Regions from separate parts of the Homo sapiens genome. Here region 1 is linked to region 2. A link is a loop called in an ENCODE intact Hi-C map of the cell type or tissue named here. Cell type or tissue: CD14-positive monocyte. All regions are shown on one strand. Each heading gives the region's core, and the rest is flanking DNA. Links, peaks and the distances in the headings are about the cores only. Region 1 has its middle 8.5 kb from the start of ZNF141. Region 2 holds the start of SLC49A3 (solute carrier family 49 member 3).

The links. Peaks named below come from ENCODE experiments on the same cell type or tissue, not always from the same donor. Only the 100,000 strongest peaks of a DNase experiment are listed, where the experiment ranks them.
Region 1: it touches region 2 in a loop (7-fold over the local background); 16 of 110 quality-filtered maps call a loop at or near these places.

The regions. Positions count from the first base shown.
Region 1 is chr4:321,426-337,205 of GRCh38, forward strand. No RefSeq gene overlaps it. Among named protein-coding and RNA genes, the nearest start is that of ZNF141, 8.5 kb to the right of the region's middle. RefSeq lists silencers at 15,099-15,158, 15,389-15,498 and an enhancer at 15,513-15,780. In CD14-positive monocyte, for the core only: a CTCF peak has its summit at 8,805; no DNase peak of the experiment used is centred there.
Region 2 is chr4:679,765-695,544 of GRCh38, forward strand. It overlaps MYL5 (myosin light chain 5), which reads left to right. Exons shown (of 9, transcript NM_002477.2): 6 at 150-254; 7 at 745-823; 8 at 1,328-1,376; 9 at 2,129-2,264. The coding sequence ends at 2,230. SLC49A3 (solute carrier family 49 member 3) reads right to left here and starts at 9,387. Exons shown (of 10, transcript NM_032219.4): 1 at 9,229-9,387; 2 at 6,768-6,926; 3 at 6,325-6,538; 4 at 6,071-6,147; 5 at 4,955-5,092; 6 at 4,719-4,835; 7 at 3,845-3,997; 8 at 3,446-3,603; 9 at 3,017-3,126; 10 at 2,065-2,612. The coding sequence starts at 9,363. The coding sequence ends at 2,194. It overlaps LOC124900643 (a long non-coding RNA gene), which reads left to right and starts at 6,921. Exons shown (of 2, transcript XR_007057985.1): 1 at 6,921-7,474; 2 at 7,708-8,255. RefSeq lists enhancers at 962-1,601, 3,931-4,340, 5,471-5,600, 6,805-7,753, 8,702-9,650 and 5 more and silencers at 1,354-1,453, 1,674-1,873, 1,954-2,183, 9,174-9,343, 9,374-9,433. In CD14-positive monocyte, for the core only: CTCF peaks have their summits at 4,416 (motif pointing right) and 4,620; DNase peaks (open chromatin) are centred at 917, 1,377, 4,387 and 7,627; H3K4me3 peaks cover 1,897 bases; H3K27ac peaks cover 1,677 bases.

The sequences.
Region 1 (15,780 bases), core at 5,192-13,191, 350 kb before region 2:
ACAGCATCTCATGAAAAATTTCAAGTTATTTAGAATATATCTTTCCCTCAATTATACTACAAAGTAACAATAATTCATAGAGTGTATTTTTACTACAGAAAAACTGATTTTATGTCTTCACAAAATTTTGAAAACTACCCCAACTGGAAGGAATAATATCTAAATATGGGCAGAATGCCACTTTCCTCTATGATTAAGATAACACTCGCAGGATTATTTACTGAAATTCAGGGTTTTGGCGTCAATCACCATGCTTCATCATGAACACTTTTCTGAATCCAAATTCTATTTGAATTTTCTATTTAATCCAGAAATTAATTTTTTAAATCTTATAGAAGTTTTATGTAGATAGATATTACTTGTGAACTCACTTTAGTAGATGCCTTCGACTGTTATTTACAATGCCTAGAAAATACTACCTGCTGGGTTTTTGCTCTCATGCATTCAACGACATATTTCGGTCCTAAAACCTTTCCATTTAATGGGTATTTTTTGTTTACTGGTTAAAAATTATTCCCATTGGAGCGCCTCTGCCCGGCGACCCCATTGTCTGGGAAGTGTGGAGCGCCTCTCCCTGTCTGTCGCACCATCTGGGAAGTGAGCAACGCCTCTACCCGGCAGCTGTGCAACCCTCCAAGTGTGAAGCGACAGCCTTGTGTGTGATCTTTCTGCCTTCCCCAGGTTTGCATTTTCGACGTTAAAGTTTACTTTTAAATTAAAAGTTAAAAAAAATTCTTCCCATTTATTTCTATGGCTATTTAGTCAAACTTTCTTATACAGCCATTTAACATTATTTATGTTCATGTAGTTGTTGTATACCAAAATAGTTAATTGATGCAATGGCCTTAATATAACTTAATAGGCCGGGCGCGGTGGCTCATGCCTATAATCCTGGCACTTTGGGAGGTCAAGGCGGGAGGATCACGAGGTCAGGAGTTCGAGATCAGTCTGACCAACATGGTGAAACCCCGTTTCCATTAAAAATACAAAAATTAGCTGGAAGTGCTGGTGCGTACCTGTAATCCCAGCTACTCAGAAGGCTGAGGCAGGAGAATCGCTTGAACCAGGGAGGCGGAGGTTGCAGTGAGCCAAGATTGTGCCATTGTACTCCAGCCTGGGTGACAGAGCAAGACTCTGTCTCCAAAAAAAAAAAAAAAAAAAATATATATATATAAAAATCAGAGTGAAAATGTGAGTGGCTAGGAGAGGGAGTGGATGTAGAAAGCGAAATTGTAACAAGTTTCACTTAGATGAGAGAATAAGTATTAGTGATTGATTGCACAGAATGGTGACTATAATAAATAATAATGTATTGTATATTTCAAAATTGCTATGAAGTAGATTTCAAAAGTTTTCACCACAAAAAAATCATATGTGAGCTAAAGAATTTGTCACTTAGCTCAATGTAATCATTTTACAGCATAAAAATATCAAAATATGACATCATACTCAACAAATATATACAATAATAATATTTCAATTAAAAGTATAATTTTTAAAGGTACCGGTTTTTCTTATTCAATAAATGTTTAATATATTCACTTTAAACTCTTAGGTGTTAAGCCTATAAATGTTTAATGGCTTAGAATAATGTCTCACACATTGTATGCACAAAATACTAATGACAATAATGGTCAGATTACCTTATGCTCATAGTTTTCTTTAAAGACAATATTATTTTGTATTTGTTCTTATTAAAATGTATTTTCTTTCTTTTTTTTTTTTTTTAGACGAAGTCTTGCTCTCGTCCCCCAGGCTGGTGTGCAATGCTGTGACCTCAGCTCACTGCAACCTCTGCCTCCCGGGTTCACATGATTCTCCTGCCTCAGCCTCCCAAGCAGCTGGGATTACAGGTGCGTACCACTGCGCCTGGATAATTTTTTGTATTTTAAGTAGAGATGGGGTTTCACCACGTTGGCCAGGCTGGTCTTGAACTCCTGACCTCAAGTGATCCACCCACCTCAGCCTCCCAAAGTGCTGGGATTACCGGCATGAGCCACCGCACCCAGCCCGTATTTTCTGTCTTACTTAAATATTGATAAATATAGAAGGGAGGCTTTGTTCTCCTGCTTTATACATTCCAAAGTCAAATTGCAATTTTATTAACTTCCTTCTTATTCAGTAATTCATTTGTCTCCCACAGTAAACGTAAGTATTAACTAACACAATTATAGTCATATTCTCCATCTTAATAATGCAGTAAAATTTGTGTTATTCATTGACTGGGTTATAGCCTCATATTTTTATCTCATGTTATTTCATGTGAAGTACCTAAGATATAAATTTTTATAAAATACTATGAACTAAAAATAAATGTCTTTTGCTTGAGCTCAGGAGTTCAAGACCAGTCTGGGCTACATGGAAAGACCCCATCTCTACTAAAATTACAACAGACAGCCAGGAATGATGGTGTATGCCTGTGATCCCAGCTACCTGGGAGGCTGAGGCAGGAGGGTCCCTTGAACCAAGGAGGCAGAGGTTGCAGTGAGCCAAGATCATGCCACTGCACTCCAACCTGGGTGACACAGCGAAGCTTTGTCTCAAAAAAAAAAATACATACATACATAAATGTCTTAATAGGCAAAAATTATGATAGTAATGTTATAGTTACAATGTCATAGTAATCAAATAATGTAGTACCACCATAGGAATAGAATTATGTAAATTAAAAGAATAAAATTGAAGGTATATTAATAAACACATTAATTTTAGGTAAACATAATTTTGTCAGTCATGCTAGGAAATTCCAATAGGAGAAATTGTTCAAAACATAATGCTGAGAAATCAGTTTTCAACATGCAAATATAATGGATATACATACATATATGTTAAATAGAATAGAGTAAATGAATAGCCATATAACAAGTAAAAAGAAAGTATTAATTAAATTATTTTCACATAGAAAAGCTCAGTGTCAAATTGCATAAATTCTAAATTTCACCAATATTTAATAATACATAGTATAATTTTTTCACAAAAACTTTCAGCAATAGCAGAGATAACATTTTTCTATTAATCTATTAGCCAGGGGTACTGTGGTACCAAAACCGTGGCTGGGCGCGGTGGCTCACGCCTGTAATCCCTGCACTTTGGGAGGGCCAAGGTGGGCAGATCACAAGGTCAGAAGATCAAGACCATCCTGGCTAACACGGTGAAACCCGTCTTTACCAAAAATATAAAAAATTAACCGGGCATTTTGGCGCGTGCCTGTCATCCCCACTACTTGGGAGGAGAATTGCTTGAACTAGGAAGTCAGAGGTTGCAGTGACCCAAGATTGTGTCACTGCACTCCAGCCTGGGCGACAGAGTGAGACTCTGTCAAAAAAAAAAAAAAACAAAAAAACAGACAAAATAATCACACATAAAGAACACTATGAACCAAAATTCCATATAAATATAGAATTCCTGATGAAATTATTAGAAATGTTAGCAAACTAAATCCAGCAACATGTAAAACTGATTGCATACCATGACCACGTAATAGTTTGTCATAAATGCAGTGTTGGCTTAATATTTTAAAAATCAACCAACATATTACAAAATGTTACCTGAAGAATAGAAAAAGGTGATAATTTAAATAGACACAAAAAGTATGACAGATCCAGCACCCATTCATTATAAAACACTCAGAAATCTACTAGAAAGGAACTTGTTAAGACCTGCTAAAAAGCATCTATAAGAAATCAATACCTGGCCGGGCATGGTGGCTCATGCCTGTAATCCCAGCACTTTGGGAGGCCAAAGTGGGCGGATCACCAGGTCAGGAGATCAAGACCATCCTGGCTAACACGGTGAAACCCCATCTCTACTAAAAATACAAAAAATTAGCCAGGCATGGTGGCGGGCGCCTGTAGTCCCAGCTATTCAGGAGGCTGAGGCAGGAGAATGGCGCGAACCCGGGAGGCGGAGGTTGCGGTGAGCCAAGATTGCACCACTGCACTCCAGCTTGGGCGACAGAGCAAGACTCTGTGTCACAAAAAAAAAAGAAAGAAAGAAATCAGTAGCTAATAGTATACTTAATGGTAGATGATTGCAGGCTGTATCTGTAAGTTTAAAAATGGAACAAGAATGTACACTTTTTCCACTCTGTTTAACATTGTACTGGAAGTATTAGCCAGAAAACTATACTGGATAAATAAATAAAACCCTCAGATTAGAAAAGAATTAGAATACTATTTTCTTGCCACAATGTTATATAAAAAACTATAATAAATTTACCAAAAATGTACTTGAGTTAATAAACAATTTTATTAATGTCACAAAATACAAGATTAATAAACAAGGTTAAATAATACTTTTATATAACATAATCAACAGACTGAAAATCAAATTATGAAAAAAATAATGTCATAAAAACCATTTAGGAATATATTAAAAGCAAGTACACATGCTTTACATTGAAAATTATTTAAAATGCTGAAAGAAAATTTTAAAACTCTATAAGTAAAGATACATCTAATATTCAAGGTTATCAATGAGAAATATTAAGATCAAAATACCCAGCAAATCTATCTACAGATTCAATGCAAATTTCAAAGTAAATTATTTTCTTTCTTTCTTTTTTTTTTTTTTTTGAGATGCAGTTTCGCTCCTGTTGCCCAGGCTGTAGTGCAATGGTGCAATCTCGGCTCACCGCAACCTCTGCCTCCCGGGTTCAAGCAATTCTCCTGCCTCAGCCTCCCAAGTAGCTGGGATTACATGCATGCCTGTAATTAACCATGCCTGGCTAATTTTGTATTTTTAGTAGAGATGGGGTTTCTCCATGTTGGTCAGGCTGGTCTCGAACTCCCGACCTCAGGTGATCCACCCGCCTCGGCCTCCCAAAGTGTTGGGATTACTGGTGTGAGCCACTGCACCTGGCTATTTTCATAGAAATTGACAAGCTGCTCTTTCTAAATTCTATACAGACATGCAAAAAAATCAAACACATGAGAATTTTGAAAACAAAAATGAAATTTATTTCTGATATTCTTACTAAAATGTTATACTAACCAAACAATATGGCATTACCATAAGAATTGATTTTGAGGTCCCACCCAGGATTGATACAGAGCCAAAGGAACCCCCACCCCAGCCAAGAAAAATGGTGAGTGAATGTGCAACCCCAGGAAACCACACTTCTCTCAAAGATCTTTGCAACCCTTGCATCAGGCGATTCAGTTGTGAACCCACTCCACCAGGGTCTTGGGTCTGACACACAGAGCTGTGTGGAGTCTTGGTAGAACAGCTGCTCAGACACAAACAGAGTCCCAGGAGCTTTACATACCTCAGCCCTGGGACATCCAACAAAGATGACTGCAACTCAGGCAAGGTGGGAGATTGGTGCATACCCCTAGGAAGGGGGCTGAATCCAGGAGGCTGAGCAGCATCAGTTTGTGGATCCCACTTCCATGGCACTTCACAAGATAAGACCCACAGATTTGGAATTCCAGCTAGTTACTGGTAACAGTGTAGCACCTGCCTGAGATGGGTCAGAGCTTCTGGGTGAGGGATGGGCTGCCATATTTGCTGTTCGGATGACAAAGTCATTGCAGCCTGTGGGCTTTGGAGAGTCCAAATGATCTGAATGAGGCAGGGACCCCACAGCACAGCACAGCTGCTTTACCAAAATGTTGCCAGACTTCTTCTTTAAATGGGACCCCAATCCATTTCCCTCACTGTGTGAGTTCTCCCAGCAGGGGCCTCCAGCTGCCCCACCCATATTCTATGAACAGAGTTCTGATTTCTCTCTGGGATGGAATGCCCATGGTGGAGGGGCGCCCTGCCACCTTGGCTGTTTGGGGGACTAAGCCATTTAAGCCTGAGGGTTTGGAGAGTCCAAGCAGATTTGGGCAGAGGTGGTTCCCCAGCATGCCATGGCTGTTTTGTTGAAGCATAGTCCTACTGCTTCTTTAAGTGGGACCCCAATTCATTCCCCCTTGCTGGGCGGGTCCTCCCAGCCAGGGCCTCCATCTACTTCTGCCCAAGTTCTAAGGCCAATAGAGTTCTAATTTCTCCGTGGGATGGAGTGCCCAGGGGGTGCGGTGGGCCACCATTTTTGCTGTTTGGGCAGGTAAGTTAGTGCAGACTGTGGGCTTTGGATAGCCCAAACCATTTGAGAGCTGAAGGAATCCACAACACAGCACAGATGCTCTACCAAAACACAGCCAGACTGCTTCTTTAAGTAGGCTGCTGACCCCATTCCTCCTGGTTGGGTGAGACCTCCAATCCAAAGCCTTCAGCCACCTTCTACAGGTGTGTTCAGGCAGGCAACAGGTCAGTATGCATTCTGACCTGACAAAGGGGCAGGCTGCCATCTTTGCTGTTTCACAGCCTTAACTGGTGATACTTCCAGATACTGAAAAAGCCAAGGGCACCAGGGTCTGGAGCAGACCTCCAGAAAACCACAGCAGCCCTACACACAGTGGTCAGACTGTTAAAAGAAAAACAATAAATAACAAAAAATAACCACAATAACCCTATCCAAAGGTCAGCAATCTCACACATTGAAATAGATAAGCCCACAAAGATGAGAAGTGGCACAAAAATGATGAAAACTCAAAAGTCAGAGTGTGCCCTTTTCTCCAACTGACAGCAACACCTGTCCAGCAAAGGATCAGAACCAGGCTGAGGCTGAGATGGCTGAAATGAGAGAAGTAGGCTTCAGAATATGAATACAGATGAACTTGGCTGAGCTAAAAGGGCACACTGTAACTCAATGCAACGAAGCTAAGAATCACGATAAAACAATGCAGGAGCTGGCAGCCAAAATAGCCAGTAAGAAGAGAAACACAAACGACTTGATAGAGCTGAAAAACACACTACAAGGCCTCCACGATGTAATCACAAGTATTAATAGCAGAATAGACCAAGCGGAGGAAAAAACATCCCAGAGCTTGAAGACTGTCTTCCTGAAATCAAACAGGCAGACACAAATAAAGAAAAAAAAAAAGGAATGAATGAAACCTTAGAATATGGGATTGTGTAGAGAGTGAATATACAACTGATGGGGGTAGCTGAAAGAAATGGGGAGAACTGAACCAAATTGGAGAACATATTTCAGGATATCATCCAGGAGAACTTCCTCAACCTAGCTAGACAGGCCAACATTCAAATGCAGGAAATGCAGAGAGCCCCACTAAGATATTCCATGAGAAGATTACTCCCAAGACAGGTAATCATCAGATTCTCCAAGGTCAAAATGAAATAAAAATATCTTAAGGGCAGATAGAGAGTAAGGCAAGGCCACCTACAAAGAAAAGCTCATCAGACTAACAGCAGACCTTGTGGGGGTTCAGACAGACTGGTGAAAAAAGTTTTAGTTATAATAGCCATAAACCCTCTTGGAAGGCCTGAGGGTTTTGCAAAACTTCGGTAATAGATCTGGCTGAAGGCGGCCTGGTCACTTTACCTTAAGTTATTAACTTAGGGCACAAATACAAACGGATGTAGAGTAGTTTATCTAACTACCTTGTTTACTCATGTGGTCCTCAGACTAACCTTTGATCTTGGGTGCTTAATTGCTTTCTACTCGCGAAGTCGGCAATGTCAATTACCTTCTAGTGGTGTTTACTCAAAGTTTTGTTACTTAATCTTTACCAAATAAATGCAAGTTTCGCTGGCTGGTTGGTGTGGCGGCTGCTACTCCCTACAGCACCTCTGTTAGTCTGTGAGGCAGCCTGGACCCTCAGTTGCACTGGCAAAGCAGAATATCTGCATCAGTATACATTGTTCATCCGTCATTGAGTCAGGGTCAGCGGGTCGGACCCCCGCAAGACTTCTCACTGGAAACCCTACAAGCCAGAAGAGACAGAAATAACAGGCTGGGCACAGTGGCTCATGCCTGTAATCCCAGCACTTTGGGAGGCTGAGGCAGGCAGATCACTTGAGGTCAGGAGTTTGAGACCAGCCTGGCCAACATGGTGAAACCCCGTCTATAATAAAAATACAAAAAATTAGCCAGGCATGGTGGTGCATGCCTGTAATCCCAGCTACTTGAGAGGCTGACGCAGGAGAATCGCTTGAACCTGGGAGGTGGAGGTTGCAGTGAGCCAAGATCATGAATCGCACTCCAGCCTGGGCAACAAGAGTGAAACTCTGTCTCGAATACATACATACATACATACATACATACATACATACATACATATATATATATATATATACCTATGTAGGGACCAGCCCCACAGAGTCTGTGGGTTTTTCTCTCCGTGTGCGGAGATGAGAGATCGTAGAAATAAAGATACGAGACAAAGAGATGAAAGAAAAGACAGCTGGGCCCGGGGGACCACTACCACCAAGACGCAGAGACCGGTAGTGGCCCCGAATGCCTGGCTGCCCTGTTATTTATTGGATACAAAGCAAAAGGGGCAAGGTAAAGAGTGCGAGTCATCTCCGGTGATTGGTAAGGTCACGTGGGTCACGTGTCCACTGGACAGGGGGCCCTTCCCTGTTAGGTAGCCGAAGCGGAGAGAGAGAGGACAGCTTACGTCATTATTTCTTTTACGCTCTTTTCAGAAAGATCAAAGACTTTAATACTTTCACTAATTTTGCTACTGCTGTCTAGAGGGCAGAGCCAGGTGTACAGAGTGGAACATGAAAGTGAAACAGGAGCGTGACCGCTGAAGCACAGCATCACAGGGAGACGGTTAGGCCTCCAGATAACTGCGAGCAGGCCTAACTGATGTCAGGCCCTCCACAAGAGGTGGTGGAACAGAGTCTTCTCTAAACTCCCCTGGGAAAAGGGAGAGTCCCTTTCCCGGTCTGCTAAGTAGCGGGTGCTTTTCCTTGGCACTGATGCTACAGCTAGACCATGGTCTGCTTGGTAATGGGCATCTTCCCAGACGCTGGCGTTACCGCTAGACCAAGAAGCCCTCTAGTGGCCCTGTCTGGGCATGACAGAAGGCTCGCACTCTTGTTTTCTGGTCACTTCTCACCGTGCCCCCTTCAGCTCCTATCTCTGTATGGCCTGGTTTTTCCTAGGTTATAATTATAGAGCAAGGATTATTATAATGTTGGAATAAAGAGTAATTGCTACAAACTAATGATTGATATTCATATATAATCATATCTATGATCTATATCTAGTATAACTCTTGTTGTTTTATATATTTTATTACACTGGAACAGCTCGTGCCCTCAGTTTCTTGCCTCGGCACCTGGGTGGCTTGCTGCCCACATACCTAAATGGTTTTTATGATATTATTATTACATTTTGTTCTTAATTTTCAGTATGTTGATTGCTGTTATATAAAAGATTTAACCTTGTCTATTAATCTTGTATTTTGTGACATTAATAAAATTTTTTATTAACTGAAGTATGTTTTTGGTAAATTTATCATAGTTTTTAACCCAATATTATGGCAAGATAATAGTATCCTACTTCTTTTCTAATCTGAAGATTTTATTTATTTTTCTAGTATACTTTTCTGGCTAATACTTCCAGGACAGTGTAAAAACAGAGTGGAAAAAGTGTACATTCTTGTTCCATTTTTAAACTTACAGATACAGCCTGCAATCATCTACCGTTAAGTATACTATTAGCTATTGATTTCTTTTTTTTTTTTTTTTTTTGAGACAGAGTCTTACTCTGTTGCCTAGGCTGGAGTGCAGTGGCTCAATCTCGGCTCACTGCAACCTCTGCCTCCCGGGTTCAAGCGATTCTCCTGCCTCAGCCTCCTGAGTAGCTGGGATTACAGGCACACACCACCACGCCTGGCTAATTTTTGTATTTTTAGTAGAGATGGGGTTTCACCATGTTGGTCAGGCTGGTCTCAAACTCCTGACCTCCTGATCTGCCCACCTCTGCCTCCCAAAGTGCTGGGATTACAGATGTGAGCCACCGTGCCCAGCCAGCTATTGATTTCTTATAGATGCTTTTTAGCAGGTCTTACAAGTTCCTTTCTACTAGATTTCTGAGTGTTTTATCATGAACGGGTGCTGGATTTTTTATACTTTTTTTGCTTATTTACATTGACACTTTTTTCTATTGTTCAAGTAACATTTTGTAATATTTTGGTTGATTTTAAAAATATTAAGCCAACACTCCATTTGTGACAAACTATTGCTTGGTTATGGTATGTAATCAGTTTTACATGTTGCTGGATTTAGTGTGCCAACATTTCTTTTTTTTTTTTTTTTGAGATGGAGTCTTGCTCTGTCACCCAGACTGGAGTGCAGTGGCACAATCTCGGCTCACTGCAACTTCTGCCTCCTGGGTTCATGCGATTCTCCTGCCTCAGCCTTCCAAGTAGCTGGGACTACAGGTGCGCGCCACCACGCCCAGCTAATTTTTGTATTTTTAGTAGAGACAAGGTTCCACCATGTTGGCCAGGATGGCCTTGATCTCTTGACCTCATGATCCGCCTGCCTCAGCCTCCCAAAGTGCTGGATTACAGTCATGAGCCACCATGCCCAGCCGTGTGCTAACATTTCTAATAACTTCATCAGGAATTCTATATTTATATGGAATTTTAGTCCATAGTCTTCTTTACTTGTGATTCTTTTGTCTGGCTTTGGTATCACAGTACCCCTAGCTAGTAAATTAATAGAAAAATGTTACCTCTGCCATTGATGAAAGTTTATGTGAAAAAATTATATTACATTTTTATTAAATGTCAGTGAAATTCAGAATTAATGCAATTTGACACTGAGCTTTTATATGTAAAAATAATTTAATTAATACTTTCTATTGTTATATGGGTATTCACTTACTCTCATTTAATATATATGGATGTATATTCTTCATTTTTGCACAATGAAAACTGATTTCTCAGCATTATTTGTTGAACAAACTTCCTCCATTGGAATTTCTTGGCATCTTTGACAGAATTATTTTTACCTCAAATTAATACCTTCAACTTTATTCTTTTAATCTACACAAATCAATTCCTATGGTAGTACTATATTCTTTGATTACCATAACATTATAACTATAGCATTACTATCATAATCTTTGCCTATCAAGAGTTTTTTTTGTTTTTTTTTTAGACAGTGTCTTGCTCTTATCGCCCAGACTGGAGTGCATTGGCGCGATTTCGGCTCACTGCAACCTCTGCCTCATAGGTTCAAGTGATTCTCCTGCCTCAGCCTCCCAAGTAGCTGGGATTACAAGTGCCCACCACCACACCCAGCTAATTTTTGTATTTTTAGTAGAGACGGGGTATCGCCATGTTGGCCAGGCTGGTCTCAAGCTCCTGACCTCAGGTGATGTGCCCGCTTTGGCCTCCCAAAGTGCTGGGATTACAGGCGTGAACCACCATGCCCATCTGGACATTTATTTTTTTATTTTTTGAGACACCGTCTTGCTCTGTCAACCAGTCTGCAGTGCAGTGTGATGATCTTGGCTCACTCCAACCTCTGCCTCATGGGTTCAAGGGATCCTCCTGCCTCAGCCTCCTGAGTAGCAGGGACCACAGGCATGCACCACCACATATGACTGACTTTTGTAGTTTTGGTAGAGATGGGGTCTTGCCATGTAGCCCAGGCGGGTCTTGAACTCCTGAGCTCAAGCAAAAGACATTTTTTAATTTTATACTAGTTTACAAAAGTTTATATCCTAGATACTTGACATGAAATAATATGAAATAAAAATATAAAATAGGCTGGGCGCAGTGGCTCACGCCTATAATCCTAGCACTTTGGGAGGCTGAGGCTGGAGGATCACCATATCAGGAGATCAGTACCATCCTGGCCAATATGGTGAAACCCCGTCTCTACTAAAAATACAAAAGTTAGTTGGGCGTGGTGGCGGGTGCCTGTAATCCCAGCTACTCAGGAGGCTGAGGCAGGAGAATTGCTTGAACCAGGGAGGAGGAGGTTGCAGTGAGCCAAGATCATGCCACTGCACTCCAGCCTGGGCTGTAACTTAATCAATAAATAACACAAATTTTACTCCATTATTAAGATGGAGAATATGACTATAATTGTGTTAGTTAATACTTATGTTTACTGTGGGAGACAAATTAGTTACTGAGTAGTTAACTGAGTAGTTAGAAGTTAATAACATTGCAATTTGACTTTCGAATGTATAAAGCTGGCAAACGAAGCCTCCCTTCTATATTTATCAACATTTAAGTAAGACAAAATGAATTTTAATAAGAACAAATAAAAAATAATTATATTGTATTTAAAGAAAGCTATGAACAAAAGATAATCTGACCATCACAGTCATTAGTATTTCATTCATACAATATGTAAGACAATATTTTAAGCCATTAAACATTTTTAGACTTAACACCTAAGAGTTTAAAGTGAATATGTTAAATATTTATTGAATTAAAAACTGGTACCTTTAAAAATTAGATTTTAATTGAAATATAATTATTAGGCCGGGCACAGTGGCTCACACCTGTAATTCCAGCACTTCGGAAGGCCAAGGCAGGCAGATCACCTGAGGTCATGAGTTCGAAACCAATCTGACCAAAATGGTGAAACCCAATCTCCACTAAACATACAAAAATTAGGCGGGCGTGGTGGTGTGTGCCTGTAATCCCAGCTACTTGAGAGGCTGAGGCAGGAGAATCACTTGAACCTGGGAGGCAGAAGCTGCAGTGAGCCAAGATCACACCATTGCACTCCAGTCTGGGCAACAGAGCAAGACTCCCTCTCAAACAAACAAACAAACAAACAAAAGATTATTCACAAAAATGGAAGTAAAATTTCCACAAATGTATAGAGCTAAAACCAGAGAAATAAATATAAATGGAACTGAGAGAAATTGTCCTTAAAGCTGGAAATGGATTCTTACAATACCTTCAACAAAAAAGGGTAAATTATTTTCAAAAGAAAAACATTAATTTGGTTATCAATAGGAGCTTCTTAAGTGTGTAGTTCAAGAAAAAAGAAACATTTTTGTGTCTAAAGTTAAAAATAAAAATGAAAGAGTAAGAGACTTGACTTGGGAGCTGACATGTTCTTTTCTCAAGGTTATCAGTACCCGGCAGCCTTTCAACTACAAACAACATTCTAGAGTTGACAAAATATTTGTATATCCCATCTCTTCTCTGATCTTTATATGCTGTTTGGCTGTGCAAAATAGAGGCTAAAGTCCCATTTTGCAGATGAAAAAGCTGAGGCTCGGAAAGACAAACATCACACACAAAGTTTGGGTCACAACTGGCATTAGAACACAGGACTCTCAAACCAGTGCTTTCCCATCACTAAACCACTCCTAGGGCTAAGAATACATTAAGACTCCAAAAGATAGAGAATTGCTCAATGCATTCCACCAAGATTAGACCTGACCCACCCCAGAAAGCTAAGCCGCTCTGGGGCCCTGGGGTGGAAAACTCAAGAAAAAGAATGATGCCTACATTCACACATCTGAGCTCCAATCCAAACTCGGCCAGTCAGTTATAGAACCTCATTTGCTGAGCCTCAGCTTTTTCTGATATAAAATGGAACTACAGAAGGCTCCAAAAAGATCAGGATAAGGGCAGAACTGCACTCTAAATGCAGGAGTGCCTGGCAGGTGGAAACCACTCACTGACTTTTAGTTTAAGCACATAAGTAATATGTTGTGTTTCACTGTGTCTCCTCCATGGTGTCTGTTTCATGGCTCCAGATCCTGGGGGCTTCTGATCAATCCTTCTGCTAAGTGATGGACGAATAGATGAATGGATGGGTGGTTGAAAGGGTGGATGAAATGATGCATAGATGGATGAATGCTCAGGAGGGCAGAAAGAAGTAAACACAGAGTCAAAATAAGAATGAGGAGATGATTGAAGGATGAAGAGTTGATGCATGAGATAGAGACATGGTCTCCAACCCTCCTATCCCCACACAGCCTCACCAACACCTGCCTTGGGGTAGCAGTGGCACATGCTTCAGATGATGTCCCCAGTCACCATGACATAGCTGCGGAAGGTGCCATAGACCTGAGGCTAATCATGGCTCATGAGAAACGTGCTAAGAGCCAGCAGAAAAAACCCAGCAGCACAATAAAGTCGACGTTGAAACTCTTCTCATCTGCAATGGCTGCCTGGCCAGGCCATAGACTATGCACTCCTGGCAGAGGGGGTGCATGTCATCCAGCATAAACACCCAGACAGGCTCACAGGGAGGGACGAAGCTCTGCGATTGCTGCCAATTGAGGCTTAAAGTTAAAGGGAGAACAAGACCCCCTCAGGTCCAGACCCAGTGCCTGGGCCCACAAGTTCAGATGGCAAGAGGCAGCACACTTCAGTGAACAATTGCACCCACCCACCCACTCACCTTCTCTCCTCACCATCCTGCCTTCTCTGCAGGCTAAGCAGTCCTGCAGGGCATGTATGAATCTGAATGAGAGAGTATGCAGGAAAGAGAGAAGGGAAGATTACCAGGACTGGGCCCCAGCCAAGGATTTGACATCACCTTATTTGCCTACTATAGGGATGAACTAGGTGGTCAAGTGGCCGTATTATTTCACTGTATTAATACAAATACACCTTCCAGCCCTGGGAAGCAGCATACAATTGCCAAGAGACGTTAGAATGCTGCTGGAGGATTCCAGGGTCTCACAGTCTGGATTTTAGAGTCCTGAATTTTAGACTTTTCAAGGACATGTGCTCCTCTGGGGTTCAGGCATAATAGACTATATTTACCGATGGTGACTGTGTGCATGACGCCATAACATGTTACACTATTAACTCACTTAAGGGACTCCATGAGGCAGGTACTGCTATCTTCACTTTACAGAGGACACTGAGCACAGGCAAGTAACTTCCCCATGGTCACACAGCTGGAAATAGCAGAGCAGCTGGGATGTGCACCCAGAGTCTGTGTACTTAGCCACAGTGCAATCCTGCATAACTACAAAACAAACTTATGTGTGTGAGCATCTATCCGCCCAAGCAGACAAGTGTCAAACTACGCGAATGCTGTCCAAGCACTGCGTGAGCATACACTTCTCTGAAAGCGTTCTGCTCATCAACAGGGCCAGCCAGTGACTTTTCTGATCGCTTAATGCACCTATCCAGTCTCTTCACAGGCGGCTCCTGGGGTCTGCCGGGGGTGCTGGCGTCGGGTTGGCCCTGGCGCTGTCCCCAGCCCCCACTCCCCAGGCCCTGCAGCGCCATGAGGTCGGACTCCTGGGCGTGTCCTGGGTTCTGACCCACCCGCGACGCCAGCTGCCCGCGCCCGGAGCGGATGGGCCTGGCCCGGCTCCACCCCGCGGGGCTCCGCGGCTCAACGGGTCGCCCAGGGGCGCGGGCCCGGCTTCGTCCTCGACGGTGTCCGCCCCGGCCCTGGCTAGGCCGACGGCAGCCGGGTCCGGGTGGGGCTCGGGCTCGGGGCGCGCCCCTCCCATCTCTCCAGGGTCCGCGTCCTCGCTGCCGCCAGGTCCCGCCGAGATCCCCGGTGGCCCCGGCTCCAGCGGCTGCAGCGTCGCCATCGCCGGGCAGACCCCGGCCGACCTCAAAGCGACCGCGCGGTGGGGCCGGCGGGGACTGGGGCTGCGCAGCGCGGCCTGGGGTGGGGGCGGCGGGGCCCCCAGGAGCTCCTGGGAACCGAGGGTCCTGGGGCGGTCCCGCCCCGCACAGCTCCGGGTGAGCTTGGGGAGGGAGACACACTCTCAGCCCACCTCGCCCCGCCCGACAGCGCTCCGAGTCCTGAGTCCCCTCACCCCCATTCTACAGACACGAAGGTGAAGCCAAAGACGGGACGCTCACTTCCTGAGAATTTGCTGCCTGCTGCGTGGACACCACCGACCTATTGTTTACAGCGGTCAGGGACCCGCCCCCCAGACCCCCAGGACCGCGCTTCCGGGGGAGGAGGGTGTCCTCAGCAACGGTGACCCGCACCAAAGCCCTCCTCACCGGGGTC
Region 2 (15,780 bases), core at 86-8,085:
CACTGCCCCACGTGCCTGGGCCAAGCGTCTCCTTCCCGCTCCCTCCCCACCCTTCCCATCTGCCTGCCTGGCCCTGTGCTGGGGTCACCTGCTGGTGGCACAGGGCAGGCAACAAGCCCTGCCCTGTGATGCCCCCATGTCTGTAACAGGCAAGACCAACGTCAAGGACGACGAGCTGGACGCCATGCTCAAAGAGGCCTCGGGGCCCATCAACTTCACCATGTTTCTGAACCTGTTTGGGGAGAAGCTGAGCGGTGAGCACCGGTGGGGCAGGCCTGGCCCTCCTAGCTAATTCCTAACAGTTAGAGATCCGGACATTTCACGTAAAAATCTCTCTTTTCCAATCTCTGGAGAAGCCCTAGGGCCTGGCACTCTGGGAGCCAACAACTGTGGGGCCCCGTCAGCCACCCCAGAGCCATGTGCTCAGGCCCGCCCTCCTGCCCCACGTGCTGTGTGACCCGCCGTCGACACCTCTGTCCCTCACTCATGCAGCACTCACCCCCAGCTCCAGGCCTGGGCTGACCCTGGGCACCCCAAAACTCACTACACCCCAGGGCAGGAGTGCCCGACAAGGCCTCCTTGGGGCTCAGGAAAGGAGAAGGCCTTCAGGCAGAGGCCACCTTGTGGGCAGAGGCTTGGAGTCTCCCCCTGCTTGGGGCAGGGGTCTCCCCTCCTGCCATCTGCCCTTGGCAGCCACGGGACTGCCACCCTGACGGCCCTGGGCTGAAGGTGCCTTTGTGGCAGGTACCGACGCCGAGGAGACCATTCTTAACGCCTTCAAGATGCTGGACCCGGACGGGAAAGGGAAAATCAACAAGGAGTAGTGAGTGCCCGGGCGGCCAGGGCGGCCCGGCTTCCGGGGAACCCCAGTGATCTCATCCTGTCCCAAAAGGGACAGTCAGCCACCAGATGCCACGCCCACCTCCCCACCTCTGACCAGCTTCAGGGCCATGAGGAGCGAACCCAGGATCCCAGCTGAGTGGGAGGCCAGCCCTGCTCACACAGGGACCAGCGCCTGTGCCCGGTGGGGGTGGGGCGGCTTCCCCTCAGCCCACTCCTCCATCTTCAGCTCCTGCTAGGCGCCGGGGAAAGTACCAGGCGCTGGCCTGTAACCTCCTTCCGGCTCTGTCCCCATCAGCGGCTCCCCCAGAAGTGATGGCCCCTGAGTGTGTGTTGGGAAGGGACCTGCCCCAGGGCCACACTCCAGCGGGAAGGGCGGGAGTGCAGTGAGCGAGTACAACCTGGGGCCCCTGGAGCACCTGAGCCCCACCGAGAAGGCTCCTGCACCCCCGCATCAGCCCGCGCTGACCCCTTTCCTCGTCCTCAGCATCAAGCGTCTGCTGATGTCCCAGGCTGACAAGATGACGGCGGAAGAGGTCTGGCCCGCGGCTTCCCTGCCAAGCCCACGAGGGGAGGGCGGGGCTCCCGGGGTCAGCTGGGTGGAGGGGGACGCGGAGCCCGAGGAGCAGCGCCGCGGTTAGGACCCAGGACAGAACAGGCCCCCGGGGGGCTCCCGAAGTGCCCGTCTGAGGGACGGAACTGGCTCAGAGGGATCAGGTCAGCGGTTGGAGACCCCTCCCCTCCGTTAGATCAGCGGCTGGAGACCCCTCCGCGGCCTGAGCGTCTGTCCCAGCCGGAGGGGCGGGGCTCACAGCTGTGCGGTCCGGAGCCGCCCCCCACCCCCGACGCGCCGCTCCCAGCCCCAGCGGGCGAGACTAATGCCGGGCCACCCCTCAGGACCCCCGCACCTCCCCCAGACCCCACACGGTCCTCCCCGACGCTGCTGAAGGGCCGAGCCCGACACGTGCGCCCAGACTGTGGCTGCAGCCGCCGCCGCCCCGCCCCCTCCAGCGCCGCCCCGCCCCCTCCAGCGCCGCCCCGCCCCCTCCAGCGCCGCCCCGCCCCCTCCAGCGCCGCCCCGCCCCCTCCAGCGCCGCCCCGCCCCCTCCAGCGCCGCCCCGCCCCCTCCAGCGCCGCCCCGCCCCCTCCAGCGCCGCCCTCACCCCGCACCCGGGCCCCTCCCCGCTCCCCCTCCCGCGGCGCAGAAACCACACCCGGGGCCGCTGCAGGTGCGCGCTTGTAATTCGCTCCCGGAGCCCGCAAGGAGCCCTTTCGCCCCCGCCCGCAGGTGGACCAGATGTTCCAGTTCGCCTCCATCGATGTGGCGGGCAACCTGGACTACAAGGCGCTCAGCTACGTGATCACCCACGGGGAGGAGAAGGAGGAGTGAGACCCAGCCGGGTCAATAAACCTGGACGCTTGGACCCTGCCTGCGAGTCTGCCGGGGCGGGAGGGCGCGTCGGTGGCTGCTGGGCCTTGCGCACGGGGAGTCGCTCGGTGGCAGGCTGGGTGGGGGCTCCCGGGCCCTCTGGGGTCCTCTAGCGAGGCCCCCCTCGCCGTGCACTCCGGAGTCGCCGTGCTGGGCCCCAGGACCCCAGCCCTTCCTGCTCCCCCTCGGTCCACACCCGGCCCTGAGTCTGCGCCGCCCACGGCGTTACGGGTGGAGGGGGGCTCCCCAGACTCGGCCTGCAGGCGCCGGTATGGGGTGTGGAAGAAGACCGCCAGGATGCAGCTGAAGAAGGTGCACAGGCCGGCCATCAGCAGCAGAGACACTGGGGACACATAGCACAGCTGTCCCCACAGCCAAGCCCAGGGGCCACAGATGGGCAGAGCCCAATGCTGGCCTATGGTGACCCCACTACCCTTGACCACAGAGTGACCCCAGACGGAGAGCCCACTCGCAGCTCTTGACAGCCCTGAGGGGGTGTTTGCAGACCCAGGTCCTGAGAGAGGTCACTAGCATGGGGTCTGGGATATGGGTGTGCCAGCCCCATCTCTGATCTCGGCCACACCTGTCCTGGCTCACCTGTCCTATTGCCCGGGGACTCCCTGCGTGGTGCTCACCTGTCCTGCTGTTTAGGGCTCCCCACGTAGGGTTCACCTGTCCCGCTCCCAGGGAATCTTCACATGGGGCTCACCTGTCCTGTTCCCTGGGGACTCCCCATGTGAGGCTCACCTGTCCAGTCAAGTGGATCCTCCCCCTGCTGGCAGGTGGACAAGGACGGCTCCGAGCGTCGCACAGTCAGTGCCGTCATTGCCAGCATGATGAGTATTCCCTCGGCCTGCCTGGACACACGTGGCCCTCAGCCCCCGCTGCACTGCCCACCCCCTCGGAGCCAGGTGCCACCTTGGGAAATGTTGACATCGGTGCTGTCCCTTGTGCCACCACCCTCCTGAAGGCAGCACGCAGCCTCGGTCATGGGCCCTATCAGCCGGCCCGGCCTGCACACAGCAGGTGCTCAGAACCTGCTCGGCCCTTGCCAGAGCAGGCAGGTTCCCCACCTCCCCGAAAAGGGGCCTGGACCACATGGTGCAACCCCAGGGGTGTAGGGGTGGAGCAAGGGGAGTATCTCTGGGGTTGCAGCAGGGGCAGATGGACACTCACCCCAGCACAAAGATCATGCCTGTGGCAGCCCCCTCCCCCACGGGGAAGGAACACTCGACCGCCAACTCCATGGCCACGGGGCCCACCGAGAAGCCAAACAGCCCGAGCAGCGAGCAGGTGGCAGCCAGGGCAAGGGTCTGTCCCTGCAGCTGGGACACCTGGGAGCAGCGGAACGGCAGGCAGACAGGTGGAGGGGGTGGCAGTCAGAACTGGACCTGGCTTCACGGGACATGGGACACGGGGCAGGAGAACCCATCCCACCCCGGGGCCACCCTGGCTGGCAGAGGCTGGGCATGAGACAGTCCAGACCTCTGTTCCAGCCAAGCCGCCAACCGCCCTCTCCGGGCCTCACCACCCACCCACCCCCACAGGGCAGTCTTGGCTTGAGGAGACCCTCACCAGGGCAAAGGGCACGCAGGCCAGAGAGAACAGGCACAGGCCAATCTTGGTGGCCTCAGTGAAGTGCTTGGTCCGGTCCACATAGGGGCCGAGAGCCAGTGCCCCCAGGATCCCAAACGTGATGAAGAGAGCGCCACAGAGGCCGGAAAACCCCTGGAGGAGGCGAGAAGAGGCCAGGGCCCCAAGAGGCCACCATTATCCTAGGTGCATGCCGTCAGGGCAGGGGGCTCAGTGTAGGGCCGTGTGCTGTGCCCAAGGCCCAGGCATAGCAACACAGCTTCCAGACGCACCGCTGGCTGCCTGCGGGGTAGGGTTTCCTGCCTTGTGTTTCCCACCCCACCCCAGAGCAAAGCAATCGCTAAAGGGAAGAGCCTGTCTCCACAGAGGCCCCACAGGGCCGTGGTGCCTGTGGCCCTGGCAAAGGTGGAAACATGCCCCCAATCCTACACTGAGCACTGATCCCAGAAGGCAGAGGGCAGAGGGCCAGCTCGGAGATATGCGAGCAGAGCAAGGCCCTCCCCGCTGCACGTCTGGATACCAGAAGGTGGCGCTGTCCTGCAGACCCACAGGGGCGGGGCCTTGCTGGGAAGGGGCACTGGGAGCCCTGGGGGCCCCACCTTCCCATCCACAGGGCACCGTCAGTCCCTCCGCTCCGTCCCACAGCTGCCCCACCCCACTGCAGCTGTGCCCACCACCTCCACTGCCTGTGGACATAATGTCACACAGGGCATCTCGGGAGGGCCCACAGCACAGAAGGGTGTCAATGTGGCCCCCGCCAGGGTCGGACACTGGGCACCCTGGAGGCGGCGGTGACTCCATGGCCATATGGGGCGGATGACAGAGGCAGGGTCCCCAGGGGTGGGGCCAGGCTCACACTGGAGTGGCCGCTTGCACAGAGGATCTGCTCCAGGAGGGCTGAGAAGCTGGCAGAGATCCCGATCATTCCCCCCAAGCACACAGCCAGGATGACATAGGCCTTGTTCCACATGAGCTGCTGGGAAAGAGCGTCTCAGCCCCGGAGCCCGGGGGCCCTTCCCAAACCCATCGCCTCCTCAGCCTCTTGCCCCCACCCCCAAATCCACCCTACCCCGGGGATCCCACGGCACTGACCAGCTTGAGCCCATCCAGGAACTTCTCTGAGGTGGAGCTGGCAGCCCCGGCAGAGGGCGGGGTGGGGGGCACACTCTCCCACAGGCAGATGGTGGACAGCAGGCAGACGACGCCAGCAGGGATGGTATAGACACCGAGCTGGGGAGGGGTGTGTGTGCACAAGGAGACCACGCAGACTGGCACCCACACACGCCGCAGCCCTGCCTGTCCCAGGCGCCACCTCCCAGCTCCTCCTGCCCCACCACCGGCTGCCTCCCAACCTCTGGTCTGCAGCTGCCCTTTGCGAGGCCCAGGCTGGGAGGGGCCTGCTCCAGGGGCTCATGGGGACCCCTGGCTGTCAACGCATCCCTCACCAGTGACACCCTCCTGGCTGATGTTAGCCCAGCACCCCCAGGCTCCAGACTTACATCTCACTGCCAGCTGCACAGCCCATGATAGGGCTCAACACACAGACACAGGTGGGTGCAGAGGCACACGTGCATACAGACTCACGCTCAGTACATACCCCCAAGCACAAACACACCACCCGCACCTGATACACATGCACGAGCACACACAGGTACACACCACACATGTGCACAGACACACAGACACATATGCACACATCACACAATACACATGGGCACAGGAACAGAGACACGCACCGCACACACCACACACACTCAATACACACAGGCAGGCATAGAAACATCACACACTGGCCGGGCGCGGTGGCTCACGCCTGTCATCCTAGCACTTTGGGAAGCCGAGGCAGACGGATCATGAGGTCAGGAGTTCGAGACCAGCCTGGCCAACATGGTGAAACCCCAACTCTACCAAAAATACAAAAAAAAAAAAATTAGCCAAGCATGGTGGCGCACGCCTGTAGTCCCAGCTACTCGGGAAGATGAGGCAGGGGAATTGCTTAAACCCAGTAGGCGGAGGTTGCAGTGAGCCGAGATCGCGCCACTGCAATTCAGCCTGAGCGACAGGCTGAGACTCCTTCTCGGGTGGCGGGGCGGGGGACGGGAATCACACACGGGCACAGGAACACGGACACACTTGGGATCAGGAACACACAGACGTGCATGCGCACACACCACACAGACCAGGCACGGGCGTCTCATGACCCCTCACCATTAACGGAATGTCCTCACCCTTCTTGACCAGCACAGGGGACAGCACATTGGCCACAAGGACGCCCAGAGGGTTCGCTGGGTGGGCGGATGCACAAAGTGTCAGCTCGGCTGTGGCCTGGCTTCATCGCCAGCCCACAGGCAGAACCTTCCGGGCCCCAGCTCCTCCACCCTGGCCAGAGAGCCTGGGGAGCCGAGCGTCTGTGTGGACCCTGAGGTGAGCCCAGGCAGGCGGCCTCCCTCCCCGGAACTCACACATGGTGGCGAGCATGTTGGCCGTGGCTCGCTGGTGCTCTGGGAACCACAAGGCAGCCAGCTTGGCTGGAGAGAAGATGACCAGGCTCTGGGCAAGGGCACAGAGGCTCTGGCCACCCATGAGGAAGGCAAATGGGTTTTGGGTCCCAACAACCATGCAGGGCACCATGCGTAGCACACTCCCGGCAAAGTTCAGCCACGCACCCAGGATGGTCTGCGAGGAGGGGGTCGGGGACCGGGTCAGGAACGCTGCCACCAGCCCAAGTGCCTGCCCCGTCCCCCGAGCACCTGGACCTCCCACTGCCGCCACCTCGACGGCTCTGCCGGGGTCCCCAGCTGTTGGGACTGGTGGGCCCCGGTCTGGGGAGGCCTTGACTCTCCTACCCAAATGCGGGGGCCCCTGCACTGTCCCGGAGCGGGCCATGGTGTGGGGTCTGACTCACCGCCGCACGGAGCCCGACGGAGTCCAGGATCCAGATGGCCGCCACGCCAAATGGGGTGGATACCACGAGGTAGACCAGTGACAGCCAGTTGATCTGCTCCATGGACAGGACCAAGTCCTCAGCAATGACGTCAGCCACAGGTGCAAAGCTGAGCCACAGCTGCAGGGGTCAGGCGGGAGTCAGCGCAGGGCCACAGACCCCGGACCTACCTGCTGTGGCCCCAGCCAGCCCGAGGGGGTCAGAGTGCCAGCAGCCCCGTGAGGCCGAGGGGACACAGCGAGCTGGACACGGGGCCTTCCTGCCCAAGGAGAGCGCCACCCTGCCTCCCCCGAGGGCGGGCACCCAGCGCAGGGTCAGAGAGCATGCCCTGACCGGGGACCAGCCTGGGGGGCAGACACTGAGGCCAAGGACCTGGCCAGAGCCCACAGGACCACGAGCCCTGCCCAGACCAGACCTGGCGCTCCAAGGCAGGGAAAGGTGGGCGTGACGGGGTCTCAGCTAGAACCTCTGGGACTGCAGGCCAGCCCCACCCAAGGCCAGCCTGACCTTCCCTCCTGCAGGGCCCAGGTGTTTGGGCAGAATGTTGCCAGAGCGGGCACCATTCCCCAGCCACAGGCATTATCAAGTACTAGAGCTCTTCACCCCACGGACGTCCAGCACACAGCACAAGTGCACGCTGCGGCCGAGGGGAAGGCCTCCTAGGAGAGGTGAGACTGGCTCATCCCTGAGGGAGGCCAAAGTGGAGCGGGTCACCGGGGCTCACTCCGGGAGGCAGGAGGCCGTGTCACTCAAGGTCAACTTCCATGAGTCGACTGAGCTCCAGGCCACACCCTCGGACACAGCAGCCAGACCCAGGCTCCGCCCGGACAAGGTCTGACTCAGCCCACGGGACAGGACAGGGAGCTTGGGCAACAGCCGCCCTGTCTTCCTTTTTCTGCAGGACGGGGCCAGGCACAGAACGAGCTCCCCAGGCCCAGCTGGTGCCTGCCTGGCCGAGCCCGGGAGAGAAAGCCCACCCTGCGGAGCCGAGCCCGCCGCTCCAGCCTCAGCCCTGTCCTGGTTCCTCGGGGGCCTGAGTGGGGCCCACAGCTGACTCACTGAGAAGAGATGCGTCTGAAGCGTGCGGGGCAACGTGGGAGGACGATCTGTCTGACTCCCTTCCTCATCTCCCAGCCTCGACCCTGCCTGCGCTCGCCCCCTTGGGTCCTTTGAGTCTCATCCAGAGCACTGGGCTGCCTTCCGGGGTGGGTGTTGACCCAAGCTCTGCTCCGCCTGGCCCTCATGCTGCTGGTTGGAACCCGGGATCCCTGGTCACTGGCTGCAGATGAGTAACCTCCAGCCTCAAGGGCACTTGGCTGGAGTGAACATGGTGCTTACGGCTCACTGTGGTGACCCAGGCAGAGACCATGACGACTCTTGGTGTCAGGGTGAGATTTCTGTGTGCTCCATGATGACTCGTGGATATTAATAAAACAGTGAAGAACTGCAGCAGGAGGCCCTTGACTGTCCAAGGAACGCCCCACACCTACGACACCCACTGACTCTTGGACCATGAAACCAGCCCTGCACCCTCAGACACTCCACCCAAAGCCAGTTATGGCTTCCCCAGTGCCTGGACATGGTGGGCCAGGACGCCAAGCCACAGCAGTGAGTTACGGCTCGTGCCAGCATTGTGGGCAGCAGGCAGCCCCTGGGCCCATCCAGCAGATCCCGGGCCTGTCTCGGCCAGAGGCTGGCCCTCCATACCCAGCCAGCAAAGGAGGAGGGGAGAGGCCCCGGGGTCCACCTGGAAGAGCCCTGACCCAGGCCTGAGAGTGACTCCTGCCCCTGCCCCCGAGCTTCCTGACCATCCCCGTGACCTGGCGCCTCCCTGAGCTGTGGGTCCTGCTGCCAACTCTAGCTGTTCATTGCACGTTGGCCAGATACTGCCTGACCAGTTCCTGAGGCTCCGGGGGATGGCTGATGAGGGCACACAGGGCGGGAAAGGCTGCAGCGTGCAACACCTGAAGGGGGTGGGGGCAGGACGGAACCCAGCCCAGCCCAGGAGCCGCCCCTCACTCAGAGTCAGGTGGAGGGGAGGGCGGCTCCAAGCGCGCCTCTGCTGTGTGCCTGCTGTCCTGGGGCTGGGAGGCGTGGAAGGAGAGAGGGCCAACGCAGGGCCACCTGTATGTGACTGGCTGGGGAAGAGGGACCCAGGCTGGAGCCACTGAAGGCTGGGAAGGGCTGGGACTCCGTGACTGGCAGATCCCCCGGGGCACCCAGCCCTGCTCTGTGCCCTGGGCCCAGCCACCTCCAGGACAGACAGTGCCCCCAGTGCCCGCAATCCCTAGCCACCTCCAGAAGGCACCCCCCGCCCCCAGCCAGCACCTGGCACCTCGGGCTGTGGCCACAGGAAAACAAAACCCGGCTGGTCCGAGGGACTGAGGGTCCCGGAGCCACCTGTCCCCGCCCCTGCCCCTACCGTGGCGTTGGAGCAGTTGAGCAGGCTGATCGCGAGCAGGAACACCCAGCGGCGCGCGTAGGTGCGGTGGCCCCGCTGCGCGCACAGGGCCCGGGGCTCGGCCAACCCCGTCTCGGCCTCCGTCGGCCCCGCCATCGTCGGCGGCCTCCACGGGTCTCCGCCGGTCCCGCCGGCCGCCCGGGCTTAAGGACCTTCCCGCGTGGGCCGGGACCGCCTGCGGGCGGAGGTGGGGCCGGGCCGGGCCGGGCCACGGGGGGCCAGTTCCGCCCCAAGGACTACGGAGGAGGGTCCCGCCCCGTCCCAGTTAAAGGAGACCCAAAAAAGCGGGGGAAGGGCGGGCAAAGGTGAAGTTGGACCCTCCTCCTTCGGCCTCAGGCTGGAAGTCCCTGCCACAAAAACCGAATGTCCCTTCCGGGAAGGGCCCCGGTCACAGCCTGTGTGCTTCTCAGCAGGAAAGGCGGCCTGGAAGTCACTCTGCCCAGCAGAAGCTCTGCACTTCCTGAAGGGGGCTGTGGACCCCAAGTTCCTGAGGTTCAAGCCAGCCACAGGGAGGGGCCAGAGGCCAGCCTGGAAGAAGAGGCTGGGCTGGCTTTGCGCAGAGCCTCAAATCAGACCAGTCCCTCTACAGCCCCTGCGGGAAGCAGGCATGGGGTAGGAGGGCGAGGGGCTGCAGGCCAAGGCTGGAGGGAAGGCCAGAAAGGCCTGTGGGCCCCACCCTGGGGTAGGCAGTCCGCCACACACGCACCGGATTGTTACCTGCATTTTACAATGGAGGACACGGCTCTCAGAGGAGTAGGCACAGGTTTCTGTTTGTTTAGGATGGAGAGGCCTGTGTGTTGGAAGGCAGAGGAGGGAGTTTCGGCTTAGTCTTTTCTGCAAGAACCTGCTGATCCCACAACTGTGCCTGGCCCACCCTGGGGGAACCCAAGAGGCTCCAGGCCCTGTTGCTGAGGCCAGTATAGGGGTGGGGTGGAGGCTGGCCTGGTCAGACGTGCAAACAGGATTTCCCCCAAACAGGGAGGCTCTCTTGACCCTTGAAACCATCCCCGTTTCCTGAACAGTATTATTCGTGGTTTTTGTCTTAAACATTCATCTCCTTTGCCAGGGCCTGTCCATTTTCCACACCTGAGTCTGAACAGGCTAATGATGAGGCCCCAGCTTTCACTGTGCAGTCTTCTGCAGGGATTGTGTGTGTGTCTCAGATAGAGCTCTCCACTTTGGGATTTTTTTTTTTTTGTAGAGTCTCATCCAGTAACAAAGAGAAAATGGAGCTCACCCGGGGTGTCCTGAGATGGGTGGGCCCCAAGGGGGTTCCATTCTCTGAGACGTGTGATGGAGCCCTGTGGTCCTCACTCTCTTTATCTCCTCTGCCTTCCCCACCGTCTAGCCTCCCCCCTCATCTTTGTTCCCCATTCCCCCACCAGTTCCTTCTGTTCTCCTTCTCCTCACCTCTTGCTCGCCCTGCCCTGAGGACCCAGCCCCCTCACAACCTTCCTCCATAGTCCAGTGCCAATGTTGGCCTAGGGCCTTCAACATCCCCTAACCCCACCTGGCAGAGGGGGAGTTGCAGTGCAGGCTTCCCTGTTGAGGGACCTCACTATTGTGGAGCACTGCCTCTGACAGGTGGTGTCTGAGCCTGTCACCATGAAATGGGGCAGCCACAGTAGCTACCTCCATCGTTCAGTCTCTGTTGAGCGTGCATTGTCGAGGGGTGTCACCATGAAACGGGGCAGCCACTGTAGCTACCTCCATTGTTCAGTCTCTGTTGAGCGTGCATTGTTGAGGGGCTCCTCCTCCCTACATGTCGGAACTCTTGGGTTGAGCAGGTGAGCTCAGCAACATTGCAGAATGCAAGATCAGCACACAACAATCGCTTGCATTGATGTATACCAACAAGAAACATGAAAACCAAAGTTAAAGACATTCATAATTACTCCAAGGAAAATTAAATACTTTGGTATAAACTTAGCAAACCATCTACAGAACTTGCATGCTAAAAATTACAAACCATGGGCCGGGTGCGGTGGCTCACGCCTGTAATCCCAGCACTTTGGGAGGCCAAGGCAGGTGGATCACAAGGTCAGGAGTTCAAGACCAGCCTGGCCAACATGGTGAAACCCAGTCTCTAGTAAAAATACAAAAATTAGCCAGGTGTGGTGACATGCACCTGTAGTCCCAGCTATTTGGGAGGCTGAGGTAAGAGAATCTCGAACCCGGGAAGCAGAGGTTGCAGTGAGCTGAGATCATGCCACTGCACTCCAGCCTGGGCAACAGAGTGAGACTCTGTCTCAAAAAAAAAAAAAAAAAATTACAAACCATGGCTGGGCGAGGTAGCTCACATCTATAATCCCAGCACTTTGGGAGGCCGAGGTGGGTGGATTACCTGAGGTCGGGAGTTCAAGACCAGCCTGGCCAATATGGTGAAACCGTCTTCACTAAAAATGCAACAGATTAGCTGGGCATGGTGGTGCATGCCTGTAATCCCAGCTACTCAGGAGGCTATATAAGGTGGGAATTGATTAAACCCGGGAGGCAGAGGTTGCAGTGAGCTAAGATCGTGCCACTGCACTCCAACCTGGGCAACAGAGGGAGACTCTGTCACAAAAAAAAAACAAAAATAAAACAAGGAAAAAAAAACAAGCTGTGCCCCAACCACCTTGAGCACGTGCCATCAGGACTGCCTGAGGCTATGTCACAGGTGTGTCCTTAACCTTGGCAAAATAAACTTTCTAAATGGGCTGGGCACGGTGGCTCACGCCTGTAATCCCAGCACTTTGGGAGGCCAAGGCAGGCAGATCACTTGAGGTCAGGAGTTTGAGACCAGCCTGGCCAAAATGATGAAACCCTGTCTCTACTAAAAATACAAAAATTAGCCGGGCGTGGCGGCGGGCACCTGTAGTCCCAGCTACTCGGGAGGCTGAGGCAGGAGAATGGTGTGAACCCAGGAGGCAGAGCTTGCAGTGAGCCGAGATTGCGTCACTGCACTCCAGCCTGGGCAACAGAGCGAGACTCCGTCTCAAAAAAAAAAAAAATTTAATTTTTTAAAAAATCGCATAGTATAAGTCCACTTATTTGGAAACAATGACTTTTTCCACTCTTGCATCTAATGAAACAGTTTTGTTTACATTTCTCCACAAGCACCTTCGGCACACTCACCTAAGCTGCCCGAGTTTTGGATCCGGGTACAGCACCATCCTGGGATCCTCACCCCAAGCCCAGAATTGCCTGTGTACGTTTACATGGTGACCTCCAGACAAAGGCACCCAGCGTCTTGCTTTCCAAAAGGATCTCTGGTCAGGTTTGGTAGCTCACGCCTGTCATCCCAGCACTTTGAGAGGCCAAGGCGGGCAAATTACCTGAGGTCAGGAGTTCGAGACCATCCTGGCCAACATGGTGAAACCCCGTCTCTACTAAAAATACAGAAAAAATTAGCTGGGCATGGTCTTGGGTGCCTGTAGTCCCAGCTACTCGGAAGGCTGAGGCAGGAGAATCGCTTGAACCAGGGAGGTGGAGGTTGCAGTGACCTGAGATGGCACCACTGCACTCCAGCCTGGGCGACAGAGCGAGACGCCGTCTCAAAAGAAAAAAAAAGAGAAAAGAAAAGGATCTTCAAAAGCTTATTTAAATAATCCTTAACATACACAGTTATGGCTAAATTTGCATTTCAATGCTGTTATCTCTCTTCTTTTAACCCAACATAGACTTCTGTCAGCATCCCAGACTAGCATTCGTTAATTGCGGGCTAATGTGTCTTTCCTAAACAGTATCTTGTTCAAAATCAAGCCACTGGAAACAGTTGCTCTGCCAAGGCTGAAGGAGGAGGCAGGCCGCCTTTTCCAGCCTGTCAGGGAGGAAACCTCACCTGCTGCGCTGAGACGGCCTGCCTGTCCTGCTGCTCCTCTGAGTGGTTTTTATCTGCTCCTCCCAGAGAACCTCAGCAATGTGAGGGCAGGAGCCGTCTGCCCACCCCGAAGCCCTGGGGGAAGGACTGCCCGGCACAGCTCCAGGGTAAAAACAGAAACCGTGGGACGCATGGCCTCTCTGCTGTGGGTCCCTCCACCGCCCCGGGCCTGCCAGACAGGTTCTTCCGCGGGGTGCCCACTTCCTGTGTGGAGCCTCCTTGACCCGTCTGGTTCCATGTGCCCCATCTCCACGCGCCTGCATGCCATCACTCCCACCCATCTCTGCGCCTCCCTCCAGGGCCCGGCTGCTGATAGCCCATGCGGGACAGCGCCCGTGGCCGGGACTGAGTCGGCACACCCAGACCCGGGTGCACAGGCTGCCCCAGAGTGACAACGTGAATGCATCCTCAAGCATGTGGAAGGCCCATCCTTTTACAGAGATGTGCACGGGAACATGAGCCTGTCTATTTACTTAGACAAGGGAGGGCCCTGGCCACGTCCAGGCCACAGAGGGAACATGAGCCTGTCTATTTACTTAGATGAGGGAGGGCTCTGGCCATGTCCAGGCCACATGCCACTCCAGTCGGACCTGCCAGAGAGGAGCCCTCCGTGTCCTCCTCCTCCCCTCCCCGTCCAGCGTGGAGGCTCCCGTGAGCCCCGAAGTCGGGGCCCCTTTAATCTGGAGTCTAGGGGGCCCCCTCTGTCTCTCCTTCACAGAGGATTTGGTATAAGCCGTGGAAGGACCTAGTGTTCTCATTTGTGTGTAAATGAAAATTAAAATTCTAAGCCCCCAACCAAAGGATGGACCCTCCCCTTGGCCAACAACATTCCAAATTATCCTGAAAAACTGCTTCAGGCCATGAGGGGAAATGGGAATCAGAGCAGCCTCACAAACATCAACACAGAGACCTTCAGTCTCCTTGAGTCTGATAAGCATTTACCATCTATTCTCTCCCAAGTCTTCTCCCTGGAGGCTTCATCTGCAATAAACCTTGCTCTCTACAACCTCTCATCTTAACCCAGGGATTCCTTTCTGTTTGATTCCAGGTCTTTAGATAGTAAGTCCTTCACCAATGGCCAATCAGAAAATCTTTAAATCTACCTGTGACCTGAAGCCCTCCACCTCCTCATGTTGTTCAGCCTTACCAGACTGAACCAATGTACATGTTACATGTATTGATCGATGTCTCATGCCTATTTAAAATGTATAAACCAAGCTGTGGGCTGGGCGCAGTGGCTCATGCCTATAATCCCAGCACTCTGGGAGGCCGAAGCGGGTGGATCACTCGAGGTCAGGAGTTTGAGACTAGCCTGGCCAACATGGTGAAACCCCATCTCTACTAAAAATACAAAAAATTAGCCAGGCGGGGTGGTGCGTGCCTGTAATCCCAGCTACTTGGGAGGCTGTAAAAAGTTAAGTAGAGCTTCCTCTTCAAAAACTTTCCTCCCCATCTAATTAGGAATAAATAGTAACTTCTCTTAGAAGCAAAATTTATTCAAAGACCTGTGCTAACATTCTTAAATATCTGCTAGCCATAATAAATAAATGAATGTACTTTTTTTTCTTAGCTCCCACAAGTTAGCCTAAATATTTGCCCTGGCATACTTATACTGGTCCCAGCAAGCATTAGGTCACAGTCTGTTCCTCTTCCTTATTTGAAGGTGTTTTTACCTTTCTCAGCATTCCACAAATTACTTCCTCCTTCCTTTGTTCTCCTCTGCCTTTGCCTCTTTTGAAAAGTTCTAAGTTGCTAGCCAATCGCGACCAATACAGAATGTGAGGTCCCGTTCCAGCCAATGGAAACCAGACACAGCAGTCGGGGGGACGCGTCAGGTTATAAATGACCCTGTCTCCTTTGTTCGGTGTACCTTCACGGCAAAACTGCTGGCGAGTGTGCCCTTTCTGCAGAAAGTAAGAAATGGCCTTGTTGAGTAAATTAAATTTATGTTCCAGTGCTATTTCTTTACAGCACCGGGGAACAAGCATTTCAAACAAGGCTGAGGCAGGAGAATCGTTTGAACTGGGGAGGCGGAGGTTGCAGTGAACTGAGATCTTGCCACTGCACTCCAGCCTGAGTGACAGAGTGAGGCTCTCGTCTCAAAAAAAAAAAAAAGAAGGTGAAGAAGAATTTTTGTGTGTGTGTGTGTGTGTGTGTAGGGTTTAAATAGTTAACTAATATTTTGTACATTGTGTGATCAGGTATCTACTTTCTTATCTACATGGTGTGAAATGAGTTTGTGTGTGTGTGTGTGTGTGTGTGTGTGTGTGTTATAAAATGAACATGTGTTAAATCAGAGACTTGAAGTGCCTGAGACTTTGCTCTGCTCACAAGCTAACAAGCTAGCCAGCCAATTTCACACATACGTGGACACGGGAAACATCAGTTCCCGTGGGTGGACGGGACGATGTGGGTGGAACTTGGACAGGCAGCAGGTGCATGTTGGGGAAGAACCCCAAGTTTAGGAAACTCTCTTATCCTTTTTTGTTTTTTCAGACGGAGTCTTGCTCTGTCGCCCAGGCTGGAGTGCAATGGCACAGGCTCGGCTCACTGCAACCTCCCCGTCCCGGGTTCAAGCGATTCTCCTGCCTCAGCCTCCTGAGTAGCTGGGATTATAGGCGCGTGCCACTACACCCAGTAATTTTTGTATT